Linked DNA regions of Homo sapiens: region 1 is linked to region 2. A link is a loop called in an ENCODE intact Hi-C map of the cell type or tissue named here. Cell type or tissue: heart right ventricle. All regions are shown on one strand. Links, peaks and the distances in the headings refer to the core of each region. The heading gives the core; the rest is flanking DNA. Region 1 overlaps ARK2N (arkadia (RNF111) N-terminal like PKA signaling regulator 2N). Region 2 overlaps ARK2N (arkadia (RNF111) N-terminal like PKA signaling regulator 2N).

Region 1 (7,367 bases), core at 613-3,112, 55 kb after region 2:
GATTTTCTGTTTTTTGAAATAAGTCTGTAGCATAAAGGTTAAACTATTTTAAGACAAAATAAAATAGAGTGTATTTAAACAATGATATCTTCTGAGGTTTTTTTTTTTTTTTCTTTGTCCCTATCTGCTTCAGTTAATTAGGTGGTACCTGGAGCAATTTCCAAGTTACCTTTTAAATGTGAAAGTGGATTCTATTTTGTTAACAAGTCTTATCTTTATAAGATGTCTGAGTTTTCAAAGCAAGAGCTGTATCCTTGCAAGGTTACTTGCAAAACTACTCCCAAGAAGTTTTGCAAGTAACCTTGGATAATTGTTGGATGTTGATAAAAATAGCTTTGCATTAGCTTTCCTGTAACCCCACCTGAGATTTCAAAGAGGGCCAAAGACTTATTGTTCTGGGCACCTTTACTCCTGGCAACAAAACTTCACTGCTGGTTATTACTTTGCAGAGATCAGAGAGTCAAGGTAAGATGCTGCAACGGCATGCACTTTGCATGTGGTTAAACATTGAAGCAGGTATAGGGTGTTTGAAAAATAGACTGAATAATTTTTTCCATAGTTTGGTTCTATTTTCAGATTTTTAATTTGGTTATTAAAATGATAGGAACTACCATATTAACACCTCATGATGTTTGTAACTTATCTTCACATAAAGGGGAATGAGGAACCAGGGAGAGTGAAACCTCTTTTTATTAAAACATTCAACTCCTGAATCTCTTAGTTTTCCTCAAGAATTTTTGGTTCTGCTTGTACTGGAAAATGATCTGTTAACAATTAGGAAACACAATATTAACTAGTAGGAAATATCTTCAGATTTTTGAAATTGTTCTTTTATACCACCCTGTATCTGAGACGTAGACATATTAATACCTATAAGAAATCTTTGGCTGGGTGCAGCGGCTCATACGCCTGTAATCCCAGCACTTTGGGAGGCCGAGGTGGGCGGATCATCTGAGGTCAGGAGTTCGACACCAGCCTGGCCAACATGGCGAAACCCCGCCTCTACTAAAAATACAAAAATTAGCTGGGTGTGGTGGCGTGTGCCTGTAATCCCAGCTACTCAGGAGGCTGAAGCAGGAGAATCGCTTAAACCCAGGAGGCAGAGGTTGCAGTGAGCCAGGATCGCGCCAGTGCACTCTAGCCTGGGCAACAAGAGCAAGACTCTGTCTCAAAAAACAAAAAATAAAAATAAAAAAAGGAAAACTCTTCTTTGACTCTAGAAGGAAACTGTTTACCTAGGATCTCACGTTTGAACCCTTTTGCCCTTGGATACTGCTTTTGAAGAAGAAACTAGGCACAAGTAAGTAATATAACCTGTAGCTAGTGCTTTATGTCATTTGGGCTGCTTCTTTCTGTTCTTTTGCAGGCATTTGGCCTTTCCTTCCCTTACTGTTTTGTTTTTCAGAGTAGATACCAACTATTTATAATTATAGTCTAATTACAGATAAAGAATCTTTACCAAATATATATGTATCTTTTCAGCTCCATTTTTGCAACCTAAGTAAAGTGAATTTCTTCTAGGTTTTGTTTTAACCACACTTGGAACCAAGTGCTCTATGAAAGAGCGATCCTCCTAGGTCATTGGTAGGCACGATTTTTTTTTTTTTTTCATGATTCCATGATTGAAAGCACTGATTCATAGAATTAGAGAGGTTCTGGCCTATAGTGGAACTTTGGCTGGGAGAATCTGCCTGGAGCAGAAGAAAGCAACAGTAAGTAGTGGTAGGAGCAGTGAGTTCAGAAAAAGATGCAAGTAATGATCATGAGTGTCAGAAATTTGGAAGGAGCACCCATTCACCTGATACTCTCTGTTGGTTTAATTCATTGTACACGTGACATGCCTTCTAGGTGGTGATGGCTTTAGGCAGGGATCTCTCTGTGTGATGAGGATTCCCTGCCAAGCCTTGAGGACCCATTTGATAGGGTAGTGTGAATGATGAGAGTGAGTGCTGGCAGCGAAGTCAGCCCTCAGAAAGGAAGTGTGGCAGCAGCAGCTGGTATAATCTGCTCATAGACCCTGGCCTGCTGTTGGGAACACACCTTGGTTGTAAATTATATCTGTCTAGCTTCTTACCCTTTAGTGAAGGAAGCTATTTGGTGCCAACTTTTTCTTTTTTATTAAAATTTTTTTTTCCCCATTGGCCTTGCTGAAGCTTTTAGAAGATACCAGCTTTTTCTTTTGTGCTTTGGTAATTGACATCTCAGAGTCACATCTGTTCCCCTTTCATGATTGCTCCATCCCGAGAGTGGAAAGGTAAAGTGTAGTGGACTGTTGAGCCCTCACTTTTGTGACTGATTCTAAAGCAAGCAAATCTGACTTGAGGATGGATCTTGAATTCTGCAGCATGAGAGGGTTAGATCAGAGGCCAGGTGAGTGAGTTTAGGCCTGACCCAGGGAACAGGAGATCCCAGAAAGGCCAAGTGACTGCTATAGGATTTAGTTTCTGCACCTGTAAAATGAAGAATGTCTTGGGTTTCTTTTTTGAAAGTAAAAGGCTATGTGATTTTAGGGGATGATTCATTGTTCTGCAGAGCCATCAGGCTTTTCAAGCAGTAACTCAAGAGAGCTGCTTACTCCAAAAAACTGCTCAAAAGACTGTAGTTCTGTCATCTCACTTAAGCCTTGGGAAGGCTTTGGATGACTAACACCAACAGAACCTTGAATTTCTACAAGCGATTTTCAAAGTTTTAAAAGAATGTTTATTTCAAAAGTTTCACATGGGGTAAGAAGTACAGATTATTATCCTAATTTTACAGATGGGAAAACTGGTAACAGAAGAATAACTGTGTATTTGGATTTACATAGGTAGACTTTGTGAGAGTAGATGTTTTAAAAAAATGACTCAAATTAGTACCTTTTAACTGTTCAGAAAAACAAAACCTCAATTTTCTGGTTTTCCTGCCCATTTTCTCTGCTTCTTCACTTGGGGCAGAGAAAAAGCAAGTTGCAGAATATGCACTACATGCTGCTATTTGTTTGAAATTTTAAAAGACAATATAATACTGCATACAGATAAAGGATACATACACATCTAGTAAGAGTATAAACATGCATGAGAATAATAAACACCAAATTCAGGGTAATAGTTGCCTCTGGAAGGGGAGGTATGGAGGGGTCACAGAGGACTTCAGCTTTATTGGTAAAATTTCATAAGTTGGGTAGCAAGGACACAAATGTATGTTATTCATTGTACCTTTTTGTATATTTTAAATATTTCATAATCAAATTTTTTCCTGAGAATGAAAACTCTTTTGTGACTTTCCCAATGTTAGTGGAAACAAATAAGATCTGAAGCTGATTCCCTTTAGAAACTCTCAACACTTCTTAGCTATGTTCACCAAATGCGTGAGCATTGATAAATTAGACTTTATCAAAAAAAAAAACTTGTGCCTCAAAGGACACCATCAAGAAAGTAAAAAGACAGCCCACAGAATGGGAGAAAATATTTGGAAATATTGAATCTGATAAGAGACTTGTATCTGGAATATATAAAAAACTTGCAACTCAATTCTAAAAAAAAAAAAAAAAAAAAATCCAATTAAAAAATCAGCGAAGGATCTGAATAGACTCTTCTCCAAGGAAAATATACAGTTGGTCAATGAGCACATGAAAATATGCTTAACATTTCCATCAGAGAGATGCCAGTCTAAACCACAATGAGATACGACTTCATACCCACTAGGATAACTAGAATAAGAAAGATAGGTATTGGTGAGGAAGTGGAGAAATCAGAACTGTCATACATTGCTGGTGGGAATATAAAATGGTCAGCCACTTTGAGTTTGGCTGTTCCTCAAATGGTTAAACCTAAGAGTTACAATGAATGTTGATAGCAGCATTATTCATAATCGCCAAAAGGAGAAAGAACCCAAATGTCCATCAGCCAATGAGTGGATAAACAAAATATGGTGTAGCCGTGTAAGTGAATGTTACTCGGCTGTAAGTAGCAATGAAATGCCAATACATTCTACAACATTGATAATCCTTGAAATCACGATGTTAAAGGAACCAGTTACCAAAGACCACATATTATTCCATTTACAGAAAATATCCAGAATAGATAAGTCTATAGAAGTAAAGTAGATTAGTGGTTGCCAGAGGCTGAAGGAGGTAGAAATAGGGAGTGACTGCTCATAGGTAAGGGGATTCTTTTTGGGGTCTTGAAAATAGTCTAAAAGTAGAGTGGTGATGGTTGCATCTCTGAACATTTCAGTAGCCCACCCTTATCCATGGTTTTGCTTTCTGTGGTTTCAGTAACCTGCCAATTGCAGTCTGAAAATATTAAATGGAAAATTTCAGAAATAATTCATAAGTTTTAAGTTTCACACTGTTCTGAGTAGCATGATGAAATCTCACACCGTTCCTCTCTGTCCCACCTGGGTCATGAATTATCCGTTTGTCCAGCGCATCCATACTGTATATGCTGTCTGCTCATTTAGATACTTACTAGCTGTCTTGTTTATAAGATTGATGAAAAGAAGAGTGAGTATAGTACGGTAAGATTTGAGAGAGACAACATTCATATAACATTACTGTATATTGTTAAAATTCTATTTTGTTAATCTCTTACTGTGCCTCATTTATAAATTAAACTTTAGGTATATATGCATAGGAAAAAACACTATATATAGGGTTCAGTACTATTCATGGTTTCAGGCATCCACTAGGGGTCTTGGAATCTATCCCCGGCAGATAAGGGGACTGTTGTACTAACCAGCATTGAATTGTGCACTATAAACGGGTGAATTTTATGGTATGTGAATTATATCTCAATAAAGCTGTTACATGAAAATACACATAACCTTTGGAATTGAGGGTATAGTGCCTTAAGCTGTTAATACCATGTTGTGAATAGGTACCACACTTGAGAAAATGAGTTGAGATAGTGGAGGAAGAAAGGATAGTAGGAAGGTATAACTCAGCTACAGGGGACCCCAAAGACCAAGATGGCAGTTACTGAAGGCAAGCATGACCAACTTTCTCCCTGGCTGCAGGCTTCCCTGACCCCGAGATGTGCCTTTAGTGGGAGACCTATCCTCTGTGAAGAGAAATGTAGCTTGCTGAGGTTTCTGTGCCTTCCAAACCTGCCACCCAAGGGCGAAGATTATTCAGAAAGAAACTAACCTTTATTCCCTGCTGAAATTAGAGTGCTTATCAACTTCCAGGGAGTGTTCCACAGACAGGCTTTTGGGAGGTGGGGTGAAGGATGCAGGCGTTTTTCCCCTCTGGGCAAGAACATCACCATAGCTTGTGAGTTCCTGGGCCTTCCCCTGGCTTTTGCCCAGAAAGTTTTGCAGTCGCTCCGACATACCTGCCAGAGAGCCCATAACTCTATCCTTGGGCAGTGAGGTGGGGATGGGGATGCTTTCTCATTATACATGCCCTTTCCTTCTGAGATGCTGCTTCCATGATTCCCACTCCCTCTCTTGGTTGCAAGCTCTGAGAGTCACTGTCATAACTGCTGAAATTTCGTGGCATTCCTTAGGGCTGTGAAGGCAGAAAACATGCTGGGACCTTGGCTTCAGTCAGTGCTGGGCACTTCTCTTTGGTCTATTTAATAGTCTTCTACATCTCCTCAAGTCTTGGCTAAATTCTTGCTGATTAGCTCTTTGGGCTCTTGGTAGAGTGGATTCATTTGCCATAACATTAAAAGTGGATATCTTAAGAATGCAAACCTTTTATTCAGGTGAAATATTCAAAAATTTTTCAGCATCCTTTCAGGCACCAACCAGTTAGAATTAACACTGGAGGTGTGGCTGCCACAAGTTCCTGGCAACCGCAGTCTGTGACAGATATGGAATTAACCCTAACACTGCTACACTGTGTGAATCCTGGCAGGGCTGCCAGGGTGGTGAGGAAGGCACTCAAGCAGCTCAGGGCAGGGGCCCCTTACCAGCTGGAACTGAAGTATGTCATTGTTTTAACAGCCAATAGAACCAAAGAATACATTCGCTTAACCTCCCCGGACCTCAACTTCTTCACTCATAAAATGGGGATAATAGTTCCTACCTTACAGGATTGTCATAAAGAGTTAATGAGTGGAGGCCTAGTTCACTCCATCCATCTTGTCAGCTCTACATTGGTCCTTGTTTGGCTAGCTCAGCTGAGAAGTGTGCATAACAAAATCTGTCTGTAGGCCTGCCGTCTATTTCACAGCAACACAGTTAAAGCATTACATGCATCCTTGAGACATAAATGAAGTACTTTAGAGAAAGGAGCAAGCAACAGTTGGGTATGTGATAACTGGCCTGGGGTGGTGAAAAGTCACAAGTCCCAAGATCTAGTTTTGGGTCATGTCTTCATTGCTAACAAGCTGTGTGACCTACGAGGCCAGCCACCTCTCTGGTTCTTACCTTCTTCATCTCTAAAAGGGAGGATAGTTGTATGCCTACCACCGTCCCTAGATTTGGGGGGAGGGATCAAATAAGGTAACAAGACAGCAGTTTGGAATTTGCAGATTCAGATGACTATAGAAGCAAGGCTGTTAATGGAAATAATTCGTTGGTCCAGATAAATGGGGAGTGTGGCAAACTGGATAGAGTTTATGCCAGTCTAAAGGAGGAAGCTGCAACTGTTATGAAAGTAAATGTTCAGTATTGCCATATCTATGGATTTTTCAAGAAAAGATGGAAATCTGGATTTTAAAAATGTAGATGTGGAATTTCTGATTTGTAAATGTTCATGTGTGGCCATGGTCAGGTCTACTGAATATAAAGCTTGAAAAGACCTGTTGGTGCAGGAAGAAAGAAAAATTGGGTGGACTGTCACCGATGTGCCACCTTCCCCACTCCACACTGTGAGCCTTCTTGGCACGGGATAAAAAACAGCCTAGGGTGGTTCTGGTGTTCTGACCCCCATTTTTGTGCAGACTACTGAGACCTGGAGTTTTAATTGAGGTACTGCTGTAAGGGACTGAGTGCACCCAGGGAGCTGTGGTCACTTGCATCCTTGGTCTGACGTTTCCTGTGTACATCTCTGGCTGGCTAGACAGATAACCAAAGAGAATGGAGGCCAGCTCTGGGTCATCAGTCTTGAAAGTCTTATAACCTGGATCAATCCTGTTTGTCCTCTCAGCCAGGAACTGTGTGGGCCAAACAACACTTGTCTGCAGGACTGGTTTAGCTTGAGGGCTGGGGGTTTACTACCTCTGGACTATGCACATTTCACTGGTTGAGCCAGTGCTTGGTATTTGCTATGTGCTAGGCACTCAGCCAGACCCTGGGGCAATCCTCATCCTCAGGTAACTACCTCTGTCTGGTGTAACAAACTATTGTCACAAAACCTGACAAATGCTGCTAAGATTAGCACTCAATGCAGGGTGCTTTGAGAACAAAAAGGCTCCCTAAACTAGCTGGTGGGATGGAAT
Region 2 (7,367 bases), core at 2,890-5,389:
TTGTTTTGTTTTTTAAAGATGGAGTCTTGCTCTGTCACTCAGGCTGGAGTGCAGTGGCGTGGTCTTGGCTCACTACAACCTCTGCCTCCCGGGTTCAAGTGATTCTTCTGCCTCAGCCTCCCGAGTAGCTTGGACTACAGGCGTCCGCCACCACACCCGGCTAATTTTTGTATTTTTAGTAGAGATGGGGTTTCACTATGTTGGCCAGGGTGGTCTTGAACCCCTGACCTCGTGATCCGCCTGCCTCGGCCTCCCAAAGTGCTGGGATTACAGGCGTGAGCCACCGTGCCTGGCCAACAAACTGTTTTTTCAGATTATTGCATATAATCTGTTTTCCTCCACATTCACCACTGATCAAAAAGCAATATTTAATCCCCTTTTAAAAGGAGAGAAAAACATCAGATAAATCTCAACTTGCCTTTACCCATCCTCCTCTACCCTACCTTCTAGGACTTAAAAAAAAATACTTTCTCTCATAAAGAGAACATATTTACCTTGTAGAAATATTGTTCTGCCTGCTATGTAGAGAACAGGTTGGTGCATAGGAGAAAGACTGAGTTTGAAGAGACAGGTGATGATAGTCAATACTATTGAAAATAAATGATGGAGGTTGTGTCTAGAGTGGTGACAGCGGATATGGAGAATAGTGGACAGACTAGAAAACTATTAAAGAGGTGGGATTGATAGGAGTTAGTGAATGATGGACATGGTGAATGATGGGATGCAGTGAGTAAAGAAGAAGGCATTGTCAAAGATAACTCAGGCTTTTGACATGAGCAACTGAGATAATAGCAATAGTAGTACTATTTACTGAGCTAGAGAAAGCCAGAGAAGGAGCAGAGTGGGGTAGATCAGAGATGATCTGGATTTGAATATGATGTGATTGTGGTACCTTTCCAAAATCTAAATACAGATGTCAACTGGGTATTTGGGTGGACTGGTATAGAGCTCAGAGATCTGAGTTGGAGAAATAAAATTACTAGTCTAGGGATGGTATTGGAAAATGTGGGTTTAGAAGAGCTCACTTTGGGCCAGGTATTGTGGCTCACACCTGTAATCCTAGCACTTTGGGAGGCCGAGGTGGGTCGATCACTTGAACTCAGGAGTGTGTAACCAGCCTGGGCAACATGGTGATACCCCGTCTCTACAAAAAATACAAAAATTAGCCAGGCATGGTGGCTTGCACCTGTAGTCTCAGCTACTTGAGGGGGCTGAGGCGGGAGGATCACTTGAGCCAAGGAGGCAGAGGTTACAGTGAGCCAGGATGGCGCCCCTGCATTCCAGCCTGGGCGACAGAGTGAGACCCTGTCTTAAAAAAAAAAAAAAAAGAACTCACGTTGGTGGATGGGAAAAGGACCTAGACCTAGGATTAAATCCTGAGATTTGGTAGAGGAAGTTAAGCCTACAAAGTAGATTGGGAAGGACTAACCAGAAGAATAGAGAAACCTTGAAGCCAAAGAAAGGCATTAATTGGTTTAAAGAGCAGAGAGAGTCGTCAGGCATAAAATGTTGCTTAAATATTAAGTAAAATTAGGGCCAAAATATGTTGGATTTAGAGATAGTGAGGTCATTAATGACCCTGGTAATAAATGTTCCACTGGTTTTTTTTACTTTTGTTTTTATTTTTTGAGACAGGGTCTTGCTCTGTTATGCAGCCTGGAACGTACTGTTGCAAACACGGCTCATGACAGCCCTGACCCCCTGGGCTCAAGGCATTCTCCTTGCTGAGCCTCCCCAGTAGCTGGAACCACAGCATGTGCCACCATGCTCAGCTAAATTTTAAATTTTTTGTAGAGATGGGGTCTTGCCATGTTGCCTAGGCTTGTTCCACTGGTTTGATAGAAGGAGATGTCAGGTTGCATTGGGTTGCAGAAGGGAGTGTGAGAGTTAAGGAAATAGAAGTTTATACAACTCTCACAATAAGATTGACTGTGAAAGACGAGCATGATACCTGGAGAGGGAGATGTGAGATTGAAGGTGATAGGTCAAAGGAGGATTTCAAAAATGAATGAATGGTCCAGTTGGGTGTGGCAGGTGGACGAGAGCCAAGGAATAATCAATAATGTAAGATATTAGGGAAATGAGAGGGAGATGAGCTCTAGTACTCATGTAGAGGAGGTTGCGTTTAGATTGGAGGGAAGAACAGCATGGGGGAAAGTGCTGTTCTAATAGGAAAAATGTTGTGTATTTATTACTTCACTGAATATAAATTTACTGTCAACATTAACCCAGAGGGTTGATAGCCTTTTATGCCATTTATGTGATGCAATTCCTATTTGACAATTATATCATTTTATACTGCTAGCTACTTGACTGTTCCTACCAGAAAAACCTATTTTTTTCCCCTTGACCAAAAACAATATATGCAGTAAATAATCTGGTTGTATGGAAAGATTAATCTTTATGTATGACATCATTTCCCCCTGTGGTTAGGGCACTTCGTTTTTATTCCACTGAAGGGAGTTTAGTCAGAGCTTATATTTTCACTTTCTGTGACTTTTTTCTCCTGTATTTAATTAATTATAGCAAAATTCCACTATAGGAAGAAAGCATAGTAGAATTTATTGACTAAGCTTGACCCAAAGAGTAGTCTAGTGTTATGGCCCCAGAAAAGCACAACTTCTTTTTCTTCAGAAGACTTTTATGTCAGAGTGGATTTTTGAATAGATAATGTTTGTATACATCACAAATTCAAGAGATACAAAACTGCATACCACACTGTCTTCTCCTGTTCCCTTATTCACCTGCTTTCCTTCTCAACTGGTATTACTATTTTCTTAAGTATCTTTCCAGAGTCTATGCATCTACAGATAAACTCATGTAAATATAGTTTTGTTATTTATTTACATAAATGCTATAATGTATCTTTTTTCATTAAAATTGCGTGAGAACTGTTTCTTACCTCTCTATATAAAGTGCTTTCTCATTTTTTTAATGGCCACATTGTATGAACATACCATGATGAGCTAACTTTTGTCCTGTTTGTGGTCAATACTAGTCTTTTGTGATTGATTTGAGCATATTTAAGTGGTTTTGACTGCAATACCGGTTACTAATTTAGGTAGTATAAATTAAATCTCAGTTAACACTCAAATTTAAGGAACTTGAAAGATAATCATTAAATTGAATGATGTGCCATATTGTCATTTTTTTTTAACAGGGAAAAACAATCTAGATTTACCTGTTTTATCCACACAACTTATTTCTTGAAGAAACAAGCGTTGTATGGTCATTTTAACAAATTTACTTTTTAGTCTGATGCTGTATTATGTACTTTGAAAATATCCAGTGCTGCCTTCTTTCACAAATTGAGACTTTTGATGCTTGTCCTATATAGCTGACATTAATTCCATCTGAGTATATTTTCTCAGATATTTTAGCTTTAAGAAGAATTTTTTTTTTTTTTTTTTTTTTTTTTTTGGAGACTAAGTCTCACTCTGTCGCCCAGGCTGGAGTGCAGTGGCGGGACCTCGGCTCACTGCAAGCTCCACCTCCCGGGTTCAAGTGATTCTCCTGCTTCAGCCTCCTAAGTAGCTGAGATTACAGGTGCCTGCCACCACGCCTGGCTAATTTTTGTATTTTTAGTAGAGATGGGCTTTGACCATCTCGGCCAGGCTGGTCTTGAACTCCTGATCTCGTGATCCACCTGCCTCGGCCTCCCAAAGTGCTGGGAATACAAACGTGAGCCACCGTGCCCAGCCTTAAGAAGAATCATTATTCCAGAATATACAATTTGAATCTCCATAATAGAATTAACTCTCATTTTTATTCAGTTAGAAAATCTTTGTCCCCCCCACTGCTAAATTTGACTGGCTTAAAAAAAAGAACTTGGGTTTATTCCTCATACCTGGGGGTATTTTGTATCTGTGAATATTTTATTTCGTGTTTGTATTGACAGCATGCTTTATTTATAACGGTCTCCGTTGGTTTAACTGTTACTCCCTCTGTTGGCTTTCAGAGGTGTTACATTTTTTTGTAATGGTGTCAGAAAAAATATTTATGCTGATTTTCACTTAGCCTCCAACATTAGTATTATAATTGATACAAATATGCTTGTGAAGTAGGCTACACACAAGATTGTTTTATTTATTTTTTATTTATTTTATTTATTTTTTTGAGATGGAGTCTTGCTCTGTCACCCAGGCTGGAACGCAGTGGCGTGATCTTGGCTCACTGCAACCTCCGCCTCCCAGGTTCAAGCAGTTCTTTTGCCTCAGCCTCCCGAGTAGCTGGGACTACAGGCGCTCGCCACCATGCCTGGCCAATTTTTGTATTTTTAGTAGAGACGGGGTTTCACCATGTTGGCCAGACTGGTCTCGAACTTCCAACCTCAGGTGATCCACTTGCCTCCACCTCCTAAAGTGCTGGGATAACAGGTGTGAGCCACCACTCCTGGCCTAGGATTGTTTTAAATTAACAGATGTTTCAGTGGCCATGAATGTTCTGGTTTCCATGAATGTGTTAAGGAAACTTAATCAGAATGCCTGTTTTATCAACAGCTGAGAACAGGGCTATGAAAAACAACAGGCATATAGAATATTTATGTTTGTATTAAGCAAAAAGTGGGCTTGGCATGTTAGATCTGTTTTAAAGGATTTTGCAAATATTTCCTAGTTTTTGTCTGCTATAGATTGAACTATCTAGGTAACTTGATGGAGTGAGATGATGGAGATGCCATATTGCACCTAGCATACCGTATAGAATAATGGTTATGTGTGTCTGTGACCTATGGACATGATAGTTGCTTTCTGTAATGTAACACATACAGGGCAAGGTATTTACTTGTTTTCCATATTTAGCATCCTCTTTAAAAACCACCAGATTTTCAATAGGTTCTTGGAAACTGCGACTTTAAATGGAACAAGATACTGCTGGTCTTTGAATGATGTCCTTTAGTTATAAGGTTAATGAGAAAAATTGGTTTTGTTAAATGTCATTTCACTTAAAGTCTCAGTTTCCAAGAACCTGTTGACAATGTTAAGTAAGGACTTAACTGTATATAGGTCATAAGCTTTTGAGGTTAAATATTATGTCCTGTACCTGTATGGTTAATTGGAGTTGTATCACTCACAGTGGTGGTAGAGTGTTAGGTTCTAAATTTAGCATACAAAGTGTACAATGGGTGTAGAGTATTTTCTCTTAAATCCCTTTATTCATTCATAGAATATACTAGGCTTTCTGGGTTCTGTATTTAGTGACCATTGTGGATAAAACATCTATTTAAACACTAGACTCAAATTCAGCATGATGAGGTATGTGGGAGCTAGGTAGGATTGAGGAAGCATCAAATTCTGGCTTTTCATCTTAATGCTTCACTAGAGCAACTCCTATTGAGGGGACTGCAGACAAGTTGGATGCATAGTATTTGGTTGCTCATTTGCCAAATGCATGTAGTTGGAGTGTGTTTGTGTTTTTGTTTTTTTAAACATAAATGTAGGGGCCAGGCACGGTGGCTTACTCCTGTAATCCCAGCAGTTTGGGAGGCCACAGTGGGTGGATCACTTGAGCTCAGGAGTTCGAGACCAGCCTGGGCAACATGGTGAAATCCTGTCTCTACAAAAAATACAAAAATTAGCCGGGTGTGGTGGTGTGCGCCTGTAGTCCCAGCCATTTGGAAGGCTGAGGCAAGAGAATTGCTTGAGCCAGGGCAACGGAGGTTGCAGTGAACTGAGATTGCACCATTGCACTCCAGCCTGGGTGGCAGAGTAAGACCCTGTCTCAAAAACAAACAAACAAACAAACAAAAACATTTGATGTTTCTCTATTGTAACTCCCCTCCTCCCACCTCCTTTCTTTTTGGATTTGAATGTAAAAGTAGTCATTCCAGGTAATGCATTTCTAGACTAGTTTTAAAGCATTCTTTTTCATTTATATCAAAGTCAATGAATGCATATTAATTATATCAGAGTTTTGAAGATTTCTTTGTAGAACACTTTAAATAAAATTGTAAACTTGAAAATGTTCATTACATGTTGGCCTTTCAAGTTAGAGGATTAATATTATGGCATTTTTAGTAGCTCAGTATGCTTAGATTTTGACCGTATTAAGTCCTTTGAATTTGACTGTTGATCAAACAAGCAGATAATAATATATATATATTTTAAAGGCCTGTGTAATAGTAAGTTTTGCCCCACCCACTTAGAAAGGTAGGCATGTTGTGTTGACTAAATAATCTGGCATTCTGTTTATTGACTTTGTGTGTTTTTGTACAGGTTGCTTTCCTGTTGCATCTTTGATATCATTTCCTAGACTCTACTCCATGATTTAACTTGAAATTCTGAAATGAAGATGGAGGAGGCAGTGGGAAAAGTTGAAGAACTCATTGAGTCCGAAGCCCCACCAAAAGCATCTGAACAAGAGACAGCCAAGGAGGAAGATGGATCTGTAGAACTGGAATCTCAAGTTCAGAAAGATGGTGTAGCGGATTCTACAGTTATTTCTTCAATGCCCTGCTTGTTGATGGAACTGAGAAGGGACTCTTCTGAGTCTCAGTTAGCATCCACAGAGAGTGACAAGCCTACAACTGGCCGAGTTTATGAGAGTGACTCCTCTAATCACTGCATGCTTTCCCCTTCCTCTAGTGGTCACCTGGCTGATTCAGATACGTTGTCTTCCGCAGAAGAGAATGAACCCTCTCAGGCAGAAACGGCGGTAGAAGGAGACCCTTCAGGAGTGTCTGGTGCCACAGTTGGGCGCAAGTCTAGGCGGTCCCGATCTGAAAGTGAAACTTCCACTATGGCTGCCAAGAAAAACCGGCAATCCAGTGATAAACAGAATGGCCGAGTCGCCAAGGTTAAAGGTCATCGGAGCCAAAAGCACAAGGAGAGGATCAGGCTACTGAGGCAGAAACGGGAGGCTGCTGCAAGGAAGAAATATAACCTGCTGCAGGACAGTAGTACCAGTGATAGTGACCTGACTTGTGACTCAAGCACGAGCTCATCAGATGATGATGAAGAGGTTTCAGGGAGCAGCAAGACAATCACTGCAGAGATACCAGGTAGAGGATGTTTTTTAAACTGACTGTAAAGTACCTGATGGCATTTCTCAGCTATCAGGTTCAGTTAGATGAGTGACACTTGAAAAAATCCAGGAGACCTGCAGCTCTGTGTAAATTTGAAGACTGCAGTCTATTAACAAGACATGGCCAATTTATAAAACCTGTTCTGAGGTTTCCAGTGAACTTTAGCACATCAGGAAAAACAAAATTAAAGGGTTAATGATAGGGACAAGATTATTTTTAAGTAATGGAATTTCTCATAAGTCTGTCTGTAACACATTACCTGAACTCCCAATCATTGCCTTTTTGGCACTGCTTAGATTTAATACTCACTGTTCGGCATCATTACTGAGTACATTCTCCTCAGGAA

Evidence for each region. Peaks named below come from ENCODE experiments on the same cell type or tissue, not always from the same donor. Only the 100,000 strongest peaks of a DNase experiment are listed, where the experiment ranks them.
Region 1: it touches region 2 in a loop (2.0-fold over the local background); 14 of 110 quality-filtered maps call a loop at or near these places.

Annotation. Positions count from the first base shown.
Region 1 is chr18:46,266,908-46,274,274 of GRCh38, forward strand. It overlaps ARK2N (arkadia (RNF111) N-terminal like PKA signaling regulator 2N), which reads left to right. Exons shown (of 5, transcript NM_145055.5): 5 at 1-85. Among named protein-coding and RNA genes, the nearest start is that of ARK2C, 63 kb to the right of the region's middle. In heart right ventricle, for the core only: no CTCF peak of the experiment used is centred there; a DNase peak (open chromatin) is centred at 1,944.
Region 2 is chr18:46,209,599-46,216,965 of GRCh38, forward strand. ARK2N (arkadia (RNF111) N-terminal like PKA signaling regulator 2N) reads left to right here. Exons shown (of 5, transcript NM_145055.5): 2 at 6,213-6,997. The coding sequence starts at 6,283. Among named protein-coding and RNA genes, the nearest start is that of ARK2N, 39 kb to the left of the region's middle. In heart right ventricle, for the core only: a CTCF peak has its summit at 3,955; no DNase peak of the experiment used is centred there.